Linked DNA regions of Mus musculus: region 1 is linked to region 2. Evidence: chromatin contacts called from ENCODE POLR2A ChIA-PET data. All regions are on one chromosome and are shown on one strand. Each heading gives the region's core, a stretch centred on a gene start or an enhancer-like site at or near the end of the contact. The rest is flanking DNA. Distances are from core to core; before and after follow the strand shown.

Region 1 (6,281 bases), core at 1,761-4,260, 230 kb before region 2:
AAATCGGGATACACAAACAGAAACACTGTGCTAAGCTCTCTGGCCTCCCCATCCTCTCTCTTCCTTACCCCCCTCAACACCCTCTTTATCTTTCTACCCTCCTCAACTCTGGAAAGCACTTGGTTACTAGAATTGAAAAGATTCTTGGGGCAGCATCTGGAGCCTGATGCCTCAGGTCTTTGTGGCTTTGAATTGGTTTCACATTAATTAATGTGTGGTGGTGGGAGAATCTGAAGGGTGGTAAAAGAGACCTCTTAAGATTCCCAATGTAGGTGGCTGGGCAACTAAAATAGGGCTTTTTTGCTCTCAAAGATAGCTTTCTACGTTTCAGCATTCACAGAGATGAGTGAGAATGTAATCACCTTGTCATCACTCACTTTGAAAAGGTCAGAATTCTCATAGTTGCTTTGTTTGTTTTTTAGACAAGGGCAGTGGGTAGTGGGGAAGTCAACTGAACAAGAATAGAACCAACTCACCATTTTATCTCCAAAGTTTTCTTGTCCATTTTTCATTTTCTTCTACTTTAAGGTTTAAAAAAAAAAAGTCACCTTGTAAAAGAGGCTATGTAGACCAAATTTTCTGTGCTTGAAAAGTAAGCTTCATAGTAGGTTCTAAGTAAAAAAAAAAAATGAGAGAGCATGACTATTTGCACATTTCCACTTGAAGATGTTACAGATTGGTCCCACTAACTAGACACCTTTTTCCTCCCCCATAACCTTCCCATTCCCCTGCAGACGGGCAGCGGGCAACGTAGCCAGACCAGCTCCATCCCGCAGAAGCCCCAGACCAACAAGTCTGCCTACAACAGCTACAGCTGGGGGGCCAACTGAGGCCCTGACCCTCTTCTCCTGTCCCATCTTCTGAGAGGGCTTCTCAGCCTGGAAACTATGGAAACAGCATCAAAGAGAGAAAAGAATGTGGGGCGATTCCGCTGCTCCACACCCCCAGCGGCCCATCCCACACCTCAGCTTCATGTCTGTCCCATCCCTATACCATCCCACCCTGTTGTATGTATTATAGGATTTGTATTTTCTTCTCCTCCCCTCCTCTTCCTCCTTTCTCTTTGCATTCAAGATTATGAAACTTTGCTGTGGGCCCTGCCTTTCCTTCACTTCTTCCTGTTCACCCTGGTGGTGTATGGGTGAGGTGGGAAGGTGACCCCCCCCCCAAATATATATCAGCCCAACAGCCCTAAGTCTCCTCCTTTATTATTAGGAAAACCAAACCACACACACACATACAGACACACACACACACACACACACACACACACACACACACACAAAATGGCGTCATAAATATGAACAGCATTGTCAGATGGATTAGTTGAAGTGTTTTTTTTTGTACTGTGTCTTCAAATTTAATGGATTAATGTGTCTTGTATATATATATATATACATATATATATAAAAAAAGGAGAAAAAAAAAACAAACCTCTACCTTCAGCCTCTGCCCATTCTTGCTCCGTCTAGGATATCCTCACTCTCGTCGATGACCAGCTTGGTGAATAAGTATTACCGTACCAACTGGGGCCTCTTCTAGCAGGCTCGAAGGCTGTGGAATAAAGTGAAATCTTTGCCCTTTAAGATCTCTCACCTTAATGTGCTAATATTTTGCCCTTAAGGGGATTTCCTTATACATTCTGTGACTGGAAAGAACTACTGCAAATCTTCATTTCTTCTAGAAACTGCCTCATCTACAGCACGTTTCAGGAAGTGAAAGGGGAAGGAGCTAAGGACATTTAGAAGGCAAAGGACCTTGTGGGAATCTAAGCATGGTTTTAAAGGATTCTGAAGTCTCAAGCCAGCATTAGCTGCTGGCCGGCAGAACTCAATCTTGGGGTCTTTTTCTCTTTGGAGGAGTATAGTAGTTCTTGTTCTCTGAGTTATGTTTTTGAGACAGTCTCACTATGTAACCCTGACTGGCCTGGAGCTTGGTGTGGAGACCAGGTTGGTCTCACATTCAGAGATCTGCCTGCTTCTACCTCTTGAGTGCTAAGGTTAAAGGTTGTCAGCACTACACCCTGCCTTGCCTATTTTATGTGGCTTTGAAATGCCTACATTTTGGGAAAAGAATGGATGATCTTAGAGCAAGACCTGGGGTGGGGGCATGGTGCAGTAAAAGGTTTTTGGACTTCAATTACGTGAAAGAGAAGTTTCATTTTTCTTTGTAAGAGCCATATTGCCAGGGACTCGAGATCCTGTTTCAGCCTTCCAAAACTGCAAATATCCTCTGTGCTGAGGAGGTGAGGGAGGTCTGTTTATTTTGAGTCAGAGTCTCACTCTGTAGCCGACTTGCCTGAAACTCAGTGAGGAGCAGGCTGGCCTTATACCTCCCGAGTGGATTAAAACACCATCAAATTTCATTACGGCATGGTTTTCCCAAGACACAAGTAGCTTCTCGTTCCTGCCTAGTCTACAAATCTTACCTTGTTAGTTGGCCATCTGTTTAGTTTTTTAAAAGCAGCGTGTGGTGGTAACCGCCTTAAATCCCAGCATCTGGGAGGCATTAGGCAGGCGGGTTTGTAAGCCCCTTTGGTCTACAATCAGTTCCAGGACAGTCTGAACACCACACAGAAACCCTGTATCGAAAAAAACAAGCTTAAAAACTCCCTACTAGCTGAAGAGATTCCTAGCATCTTTATTCAGCAGTAGGGAAATCGCGGTTTAAGGAACTAGGTAACTTCGCCTAGCCTAGTATTAGACGTCACCGACATCAGTCTAAAACAAAACACAAGGTGGGGGGTGTTTTCTGATCCTGGGGTGAAGCAGGCCTCTGAACAGGCCACTCCCTCTGGCGGCTACCTGGGACCCTCCAGAGAGAAACGGAAACCCCCCTCGGGGGCCTGGCAGATCAGCAGGAGAAAGAATCTCCTAGAAGGGACGTGATCTTGAACTGGGAATTTCGCACGTCCACCCTCACTCAAAACTGAAAGGTAGCGTATAGAAGCTTCGTGTCTGAGGAGCACGGTCAGCCCCGCCTCTTCCTCCGGCTTACGACTTTTACGACAACGCCGCACCGTAGGGTTGCTTTCCGGCAGCGAACGCTGAGCCCTGGCTATATCCGACAGGGTAGCGTAAGCTGGTCGTGGTCTCGTGTTGCCCATGGGCTGCAGAGCTTCAAAGTTTCTAGTGCCCCTACTGGAATGAGCGTCTTTGATCTTTTCCGAGGCTTTTTCGGCTTTCCTGGACCTCGGAGGTGAGAATAGTTCTGGGCTGGATATACGGGAGGGGTGTTTTGGTGGACACTTGACCCCTTCATCATATTTTTGGAAAGCTTCCTTTCCCGCCCCCTTCAACTCCTGCTGAGAGGTCAAAGATCGCATTCTTGAGTACTCACCCCGCCACAGTAATCAAAGCAGTGGTTAAGAGGACAGAAACGGCAGCTTTCTCCAGACCTGGGTGATGCAACAGGGACCTGGGCGGAGAAAACAATGGGGGTCTGGGGAAGAGGACCATGAGCAAGTAATTGGGCGATTAGTAGTAGGCTGGATGACCCTGAAGAAAAACCATGGGTCGTCTGGCAGCTGTTGGGAGGTGCGGAGAGGCTCTGTTTAGAAACAATACAAAACCCTAATAGATCCATCAACGTTGTTCTGAAACCAGATCTCCTGTGTTTTCAGCTGCCCAGACCCCTCTTTGGCCCAGTTTGCTGCCCTTGTGTTGATTTTTATGGCTTAGACAGTGTTGAAGTCTTCGTGGCTTATTTGCCTTCACTCTCAGCCACAGAGATCCTTTTTTTGGAGGGATGACTCGAGATGATGACGACGATGATGATGATGATGACGAAGCGGAGGAAGACAGAGGCGCGTGGGGTCGAGAGAGCTATGCGTTTGATGGTTCTCAGCCTCCAGAGGAATTCGGTTTCAGCTTCAGCCCCAGGGGAGGGATGCGATTCCACGGCAACTTTGGCTTTGATGATCTAGTACGAGATTTTAATAGCATCTTCAGCGAGATGGGGGCCTGGACCTTGCCTTCCCACTCTCCTGGTGTGTGAATTTCCCTGAGGGAGACCCTATGGGTTTCTAGTGGGTTAGTGATGAATAACAGAACTTGCAGAGTAGTTGGGATAGTCTACAGAAATTGATTTTTAAAAGACTTAAAATGTTTAAGGCCTTTCCTATCCCAGAATCACCTACCAACTTTCTACAGAACTTCCAGGTCCTGAGTCAGAAACACCTGGTGAGAGACTGCGGGAGGGGCAGACACTACGAGACTCAATGCTTAAGTACCCAGATAGTCACCAACCCAGGATCTTTGAGGGGGTCTTGGAGAGTCATGCAAAACCTGAATCCCCAAAACCAGCTCCAGATTGGGGGTCGCAGGGACCTTTTCATAGGGTGAGTACTCTCTGCACCTGAACTGTAAGCCCTTGGTGGGATCTCTTAGAGTTGAGTTGCAATTTTAGCCCCTTTAATTAGTTCATTTATCCAGATTTTCTTCATTATTGGGATTTTCGTTTTGAAACTTACTTCACTGTATAGATTTAGATATCTGCCTGCCTCTGGATTAAATGTGTGCCACCACACCTCATCTAAGATTTATTTTCTTTTATATGTATGAGTGTTTTGCCTGCTTGAATGTCTCTGTACCACATGTACCTGTGCCCACAGAGGTCAAAAAGGATATTGAATCCCCTGGAACTCAAATTATGTATGGTTATGAGCCACCATGCTCTTGCTGGGAACTATAAACTATGGTCCTCTACAAGAGTGTCCCCTCCCCTCTCTTATTTGATTTGATTTGTTTGTTTATGTATTTTGAGACGGAGTCTCTGTAGTATTGGCTGACCTGGAACTTGCTATATAGACCATGCTGGCCTCAAACTCAGGGATCTCCTGCCTCTGAGTTTGTTAGTTAGGATTTTGTTGCTGTTTGTTGGTGTTTTGTTTTGTTTTTTGTTTGTTTGTTTGTTTCAAGACAGGGTTTCTCTGTGTAGCCCTGGCTGTCCTGGAACTCACTCTGTAGACCAGGCTGGCCTCGAACTCAGAAATCTGCCTGCCTCTGCCTCCGGAGTGCTGGGATTAAAGGCGTGCACCACCATGCCCGGTTTGACACCTTCCAATCTTAAACTTGAAGGTCAGAGAACCCATATTCCTCCCTTGTTCCAAAACCCCAGAAATACTTCCATTTGGGCAGCTTATATTCACATACCTTCTTCCTTAGTTTTATATGGACTTCTACGAAAAAGAATTCCTGAAATTCTTTCCTGCACTTTTAAGATTCGTTCTTAGCCGGGCGTGGTGGCACACGCTTTTAATCCCAGCACTCGGGAGGCAAAGGCAGGTGGATTTCTGAGTTCAAGGCCAGCCTGGTCTACAAAGTGAGTTCCAGGACAGCCAGAGCTATACAGAGAAACCCTGTCTGGAAAAAAAAAAAAAAGATTGGAAGGTGTTTTTTCACTGATTGTGTGTGGCTTCTTCTACAGTTGGATGATACATGGCCTGTGAGTCCCCATTCTAGAGCCAAAGAGGACAAAGGTAAGTCTAGAAGGAGGCACATTTACCATACCATTCTCCTGAAGTTCTCTCAGAAGGTTCTTCCTGAAAAACGTATCTAATTACCTGCCCTCCACTCTCTCCTGGCTTGTCATCTCTCTGCCCTTCCAGATCTTGACTCCCAGGTTTCCCAGGAAGGTCTGGGTCCACTTCTTCAACCCCAGCCCAAATCGTATTTCAAAAGTATCTCTGTGACCAAGATCACTAAGCCAGATGGGGTGAGTTGAGAGGAAGAAGTATAATCCTCTGGGGAAAGGGACCAGTATAAGAAAATACTAAACTCAGCATAGTGCTGTTAGCAATATATTGGGATTTCTCTTGCAGACAGTGGAGGAACGCCGCACTGTGGTAGACAGTGAGGGCCGGAGGGAGACCACAGTGACCCATCAAGAAGCCCATGACAGTTCCAGAAGTGGTAAGAGTATAACTCAAAAGGCCCATCTCTTAACATTTTGGGGAAAGGATGTGCCTACCTTTTGATACATCTTCTCTCTTTTTGGTGTGACTTTCTCCCTTAGATCCAGACTCTCAGAGATCTTCAGCTTTGGATGATCCCTTTTCCATTCTGGATTTGCTACTAGGACGTTGGTTTCGGTCCCGATAGCGTTCTTAAACAGAGGCCTTCAGGTCCTTCCCACTCCCTTCCTGTTGCCCATTGCCAATAAGCTTAGCTCTGTCTGTCATCCCAGGGTCTTAAATGTGTGAAACAATTAATTGAGCTTATGCCAGTCTGTCATTCATCCAAATTGACCAATAAAGCCTTTATTTATGCTAAAGGTCTTAG
Region 2 (6,057 bases), core at 1,623-4,122:
CCACTCTTCAAAACTAGCTGCCTCACAGGGAACGTTAGTTGCTGAAGCCTCTTCAGGAACACACACATTCCTCCCCACTGCCCCCCTCACCAAAGTATTCCCTTTCTTTATGTCCACCAGCCTCTCCAAGACAGCAGCCAAGTTAGGGTCATCGGACTCCACCGACCAGATGGGGGGCACAGCAGGGTATGATTCCTGAGGGGGAAACAGGAAGAGTGGTCACAATGAGAAACTTTACGAGAAACCAGTTTTTGCCTAGCCTTCCTTCTTCTGGTTCCTTTCTTCCCACCACCATGTCCTACACTTATAACCTCAGCTTCCCTAGAAAACTAGCCTGGAAGGACCATACCCAAGAAGCAACCTGCGGACTCTCTTCCTCTCAGAGTACAAACCAGGGAAAGCTGAAGACAGTAAAGGAAGCTCTGGCTCTACTGTCCTGCCTGCCTGCCTGCCACACTCCAAGTTCTCCCACACCAGGCCAGACTCCTTCAGTGTTTCCAAACTCAGGGGAGGGAAGATCACCTCATAACAGTCACACTGATGTGAAAAATGCAGGCTTGTAGCCACCAGGGGAGAAGGAACTAATAAAATAGTCTCCAAAGCTAGTAGCAAGATCCACCCCCACCCCCCAGAGTCCCTCTAAGACCCATTCTCCCTACCGCTCCCTCAGGAACCTGCCCTCATCCTGAGCCCAGGCATGGGCTGGGAGAACAGAGCCTATGCTACTGGCATTCCCAGCATTCCTGAGCCACCATGCCACAGGAGCCTGAACAGACTCCCCTCCTCTGCCCAAGGCAAGAGGGCCAGTGTAGGCCAAGTTTCTTTTAGAGGGGCCATGGGCACTGCAGCTGAGAACCCCCAAAGACAAAGATAGTAGATGGCCTTGGCAACCGAAAGGAAGCAGCTGGAGGAGGCAAACCTACCCGTAAGTGAATCCACTTAGCAAAATCCAATCTTTGATGTTTCAACACATGCCAAGGAAGCCTTACCCACTTCTACTGGGGATCTTAGCGATGCCACAGCTCTAACCAGTGCTGCAGGAAAAACAGTACCAAAGATGCTACAATCTTTACTTGACTGAGCCACTCCTGGTGGTCCTAGCTTGGTGAGGTAAGCCTCAGCTGGGATAGATGAGGCCCCATCAAAACTCAAGTATCTCATTATTACTCCACTCCCAAAGTTACCTCACCAAACCACGACCTGGTTTGGTGGCAGAAAGGGCTAGAAAACACCATGAAAAAAAAAATGAATCAAAGCCTCCAAGAACCACAAAATTCACGTCTGTCTTCCCCCCAGGCAACTCCCGTTTCCAGTGTGGATAAAGGTGCTCCAGGAGGGACAAGACCATTACAGTGGGCGTTATCCAACAACGTGAGCACTGTATCGCGCAGTACCAGCTGTTATAAAATTGCACCCAACAATTTCCTCAAGGGACACTAGGGAATAAAATAAGGCAGGACGCATGGAAGATGCCTCCTGACCAAGGATAGGTAGGATGGAACGATGCCTACTGGGGAGCGATGGCACTGCTGCCGCTCAAAACACACATTGCTGTCACCACCAGAAAAGGTGACAGTCACCTAGGATAAGCAGATGTGACCCCAGGAGTGGGGAGGAAGTGGCAAAGCTGCTACGAGCCAAGGCAAAAAGAGGAATTAAAGGTTAGTTACACCAGAGTTAGTAAGAGGAGATCCAACGTGGGGTCAATGAACGGCACTATTCTTTAGTGAAATTCAGGGAGCAAAGAGGGGTTGTACGAGGGATGCCTAGGCAGGGAGCCTACAGGTGGGTACATATAAGTGGAAAGAACTACTGAGAAGGGTCATTATGGAACCGGGCTGAGTTCCAGGCTACGTCCTTCCAGCACAGGCCTGGAATCTTATTAGAGTTGGGGTGGGGAGAAGAATGGGTCATTTCTAGGTGACATGGTAAAGTTGTGGAGGAGTAAGCAGAAGGAGCCAAAATCATAAAACCTGAGGTGTGGGTGGATTCATAGGAGGAGGTGGTTGAGGGGCCACATGTCCCGATGTCCCTTGCTCTCAGGGGTCAACAGTAGAGACTGTGACTGCACCACAGAACCTCAAGCTGAAGAAACAAGTGTAGCCTGGAGAGAAGGAGCCAAGCACCAAGAGGGGGGCTCTGGCCTCCGGGTCCTTCGAGAGCAGGAGGTTGTATGGTGTGATTTCGATCACCAGACAAGGGACCCCCAGCGTGGCGCAAGCGAGGTCCTCACCGTGATGTTGCAGTGGATGCGGACGGGGTCCCCCGGCACCGATCCCCGGGAGGGGAGATGGGGTCCGGGCGCAGCCCCGGCCCCGGCCCCTCCGGCTCCGGCCAGCAGGAACTCGCAGCTCAGCTCGTCCAGGCAGGCGCTGGCAATGCGGAAGCGCTCGTGGCCGCGGTGGAAGATGGACTCGAGCAGCTTCAGCTCCCGCCTCAGGCAGGGCCCTGGCCCCGGGCCCCCTCCCGGGCCGCCCCCGGCCCCCGGCGCCGCCCCCTGGACCCCCAGTTGCTGCCCCGGCCCCGGCTGCTGCTGCCCCTGCGGCTGCGGCTGCTGCATCCTCCGCTCCGCTCCGCTCCGGGGCCGGCGGGCCGGGAGCCTCCGGCCTCCGCTCCGGGCTCCGCCGCCGCCGCGGTCCGCACTTCCTGATCCCCCCTTCGCCAAGATGGCGCCGCCGCCACCTCCGGGACAGGCCCCCTCCGCTCGCCGGCCCACCCCCCCCACGGCCGCCGGAAGCCGCGCGCCCCTCCCCCTCCGCGGCGGCCCCGCCTCCGGCCTCACGTGACCTCTGAGCTCCGGCCCCCGGCACGTGATCCGCGCGTCTTTCCCGCCCCCCGGCCCGCGCCTGTCACCCTCCACATGTGACCCTAGGCCCTCGCCTCGCTGCTCGAAGCGCTTCCGTGCGTGTACGTGCGTCGTGCGTGACCGTGCACCGGGGGGCCTTTGCCAGCGCTTCCCTGTCACATGGCCGGCGTCTCTTGTCACGTGGCCGGTGCCTGTGTTCCCAGGGGCTCCCCGCGCGGGACTCTGGCTTCCTGCTTGCGTCCCGCGGCCCCCGCGTGCGGCGCATGGCCGTGTCTGTCCTGTATTCCCATGGGGGTCGTCGGGCCGGGTCACCGGCCTCCGCGTCTGCGGCGGGAAGGCGCCTTTCGCTACGGTCGGAGAAACGGACTTGGATCTCCCTGCGGTTCCTCTATGGTGTGTGACCTTGGGTTATCTACGCTCCTGGGGAGCCTCAGTTTCTCCATCACAACAATGGCACTGTACAAGACGGGGAGGCCTCTTTAGCCTGTTCCCAAAGGCTCTGTGCAGGGATACTGAAGTATCGAGTATGGTCGCTGGTCAGCTACGTCTGAGGGGACAGATGGTGCGGCTTCCTCCACAGAATCACAGGGCTTCGTTATGTGTGAGTGCAGAGTACTAAGCTAGGGGTTGCATAGACGACACCCACGCCTACCTGCTATTCTTCTTCCCACCTCGTCGCACTGATCCTGAACGGGGCTTGAAGTTTGCGGCAGTACCTCGTCGTTCCCACTAGGTGGCACTATCACAAAGGACAACGGAGGGTCCTGAAACCCAGAGCTGCAAACTGGCAGGTGCCAGGATGTTGTAAGGCCTGATGGGTTTGGGACCAATTCATCATGTGAGCCGTTGGCCCGTCTACCGTCACCACCTCTATGTTTTTTGGAAGCTGACTGTACCTTGGTGCTGGGCTACTGATTCACTCAGTGATGTTAGCAGAAAGCTTTACTAGGCCAAGTTTAACTCCGTATGTTTTAAGAAATTCGTGTTCTTTGAGCCTGGGGGGATGAGTGTGGGTGTGTGGGTGGGGCTGGTTTTTCTAATGACCAGAGCAGCCTGAACATTTAGCTGCATACCATCTTTGTGCCTATGTCCACAAGCTGGAAGCATAAAATACTAGGGTAAGCCAGTCCTAGCAGAACAGGGTTGTAGTCGCAACTATCTAGGAGAGTCAGAAGGCCAAGGCCTACCTGGATAACTTAGTAAACTCCTTTCTCGGCCAAATAACTAATAAATAAGGGCTGAGGGTGTGGTAGAATGCTTGCTTAGCTAGTAGAAGCTCCAAATTTGACACCCTCCCCCATCATCACACACAAAAAGAGTAATTGTAAAAAGTCTAATTTATCAAGCATTCCCCAAGCCAGGAATACTAAGCAAATATTTCTAACCCTTAACACCATTGCAAGGTGAGTGCTTTAACCTGTATTTTACAGATAAAGGTCAGGATGTATAGATACTGAGCAGAACTTCTAAGTCTGTCTCCACGTCCTTTACCCTGTTCTGTCTGCTTGCCTGCTTCCTTTATTGTTATTGTCAGGGTCTTGCTATATAGTCCAGGCTGGCCTGAATCTTATTCTCTTGTCTTAGCTTCCCAGTGCTTAACTTATAGGCACACATGCACCACCTTGCTCAACTCCCCTATTCTACTAGCCCCACACACTTCCTTTTAGAACTTTTCACAGATCACATGACCTTTAGCCCTTACCCAAGGAACTGGAACTTTAGGTCTTCCATGTCCCCAACCCCATATACAAGTTTTAAATGTATACATTTACTTATTGTCCTGAAGATTGAGCCCAGGGCCTCATCCATGCTATGCTTTGTCATTGAGAAACCCAGAAGTCAAGGTCAGTGGGGCATGGTGCCTTCTATTGCTACTTCACTCAGCATCTCAGCTCTTTTGGTTGCTGCTAAGCTTCATGTAAAATCATACCTAAGATAATTGGGCATGAGTGTGGTTGCCATCTGAACTGGAAATGAAGTAGATATATTTATTTAGTGAATGCAGAGGCAAGTGATTAAAAACAACCTACCCTCATGGAATTCATATTAAGGAAAATAGAAATTATAAAACCAGAATCTACAAAACAAACTGCCTTGTTAAATGTGGGAAATGGACAAATATTTACTGAGCACCTACTGTGTATGATACACTGAAGAAACAGCATTAAATGAAACAGATTCAGTCCTTATTTTCTCAACCTGACAGGAAATCAGACACTTGGGCCAGTCAGATGCCACACAAGCCTAGTGTCTTGAGTTTAATAATGTTAGGTACCCAAAAAAGTAGAAGAGCATAGACTCCACAAAGCTGTCCTCTGATTTTCACACACCATGCCATGGCCTTTGCCCCTCCTAACAATAAATACAAACTAAGCAAAGCAGACATTTAATGCACAGAGACACACTCAGGCACTGACTTTTAGCTGTAGTAAGTGCCTCAGAGGGGAAGACTAGCCATCTGGAAAGGAGTTCTGAATGAAGGACACTCATTTCTGAAGAGTGAGTAGCACGGGTGGAGCAAGAGCTGACATGTCTCAAGTTACAGAGTGTGAGAACACCAGCAAAGGCTACAAACTCAATTCAAATTACAATTAGATTTATTAAAACTGCAAGTGGGGTTTTAAAGCCACTTTAAAGCCACATCAAAGGCATGCTGCCAACAAGGGGTTAAGAGAAGGATTTTTTTGAAGGTGGAGATGACCATTATCTTGCTTCTGTGGAACTTGTAGCTGTGTAAGAAAGTTCTTAACTTCCCTCAGCTATGTGAGGCACCGTCTCTTTCCCCTTATTCACAGCTCTAAAGGGGATACCTCTGAAAACAGTGATAAGTGGGTTTACAGAAGCCAGGGCAAGCTGTTAATCATTTCACAGCAGTTACACCATTCTGTGGAGGGTGGAGTTTGCTAGGAGTTCATCTTTCAGAACTTTAGGGCAGAGCTCTGCCAGTGGGTATCAAAGAAGTACCTGGTACAGAATGCAGTTTCCTTAGCCATCACAATGGCACACAGGGTTTTAAGGAAAGATTATCAAACTGAAGGAACAGAAGAATAATTGGTCTAGAATAGAGGAGAATGATGGAGGTAGGGCAGGCAAAGACCAGATCTTGGAGCGTTTAGGGATTTGAGCTTATTGTAAGAACTGGGAAGATTGAAAGGTCAACAGAGCCTTAAGCTGTGGAAGCAAATATCAGTAGCAGCACTAACAGAGCTGAGCTTTGTGGGAAACCAAGGTTTGGTTCTGAAGTGGAAGGA

The links. ChIA-PET counts read pairs that join two places held with the same protein, here RNA polymerase II (POLR2A).
Region 1: POLR2A ChIA-PET joins it to region 2 with 11 read pairs in Patski. The contact joins the promoter of Hax1 here to the promoter of 4632404H12Rik in region 2. POLR2A ChIA-PET finds 5 or more read pairs at or near these places in 2 of 5 experiments (Patski and embryonic stem cell).

What each region holds. Positions count from the first base shown.
Region 1 is chr3:89,995,445-90,001,725 of GRCm38, reverse strand. It overlaps Hax1 (HCLS1 associated X-1), which reads left to right and starts at 3,010. Exons shown (of 7, transcript NM_011826.4): 1 at 3,010-3,198; 2 at 3,723-3,988; 3 at 4,152-4,339; 4 at 5,428-5,479; 5 at 5,609-5,715; 6 at 5,822-5,912; 7 at 6,016-6,280. The coding sequence starts at 3,146. The coding sequence ends at 6,101. Gm19710 (predicted gene, 19710) reads right to left here and starts at 2,966. Exons shown (of 4, transcript NR_045749.1): 1 at 2,805-2,966; 2 at 2,429-2,581; 3 at 1,441-1,554; 4 at 401-611. Ubap2l (ubiquitin-associated protein 2-like) reads left to right here. Exons shown (of 28, transcript NM_001165984.1): 28 at 735-1,438. The coding sequence ends at 830.
Region 2 is chr3:89,770,215-89,776,271 of GRCm38, reverse strand. 4632404H12Rik (RIKEN cDNA 4632404H12 gene) reads left to right here and starts at 2,872. Exons shown (of 2, transcript NR_130957.1): 1 at 2,872-3,770. It overlaps Ube2q1 (ubiquitin-conjugating enzyme E2Q family member 1), which reads right to left and starts at 2,663. Exons shown (of 13, transcript NM_027315.4): 1 at 2,234-2,663; 2 at 91-195. The coding sequence starts at 2,560.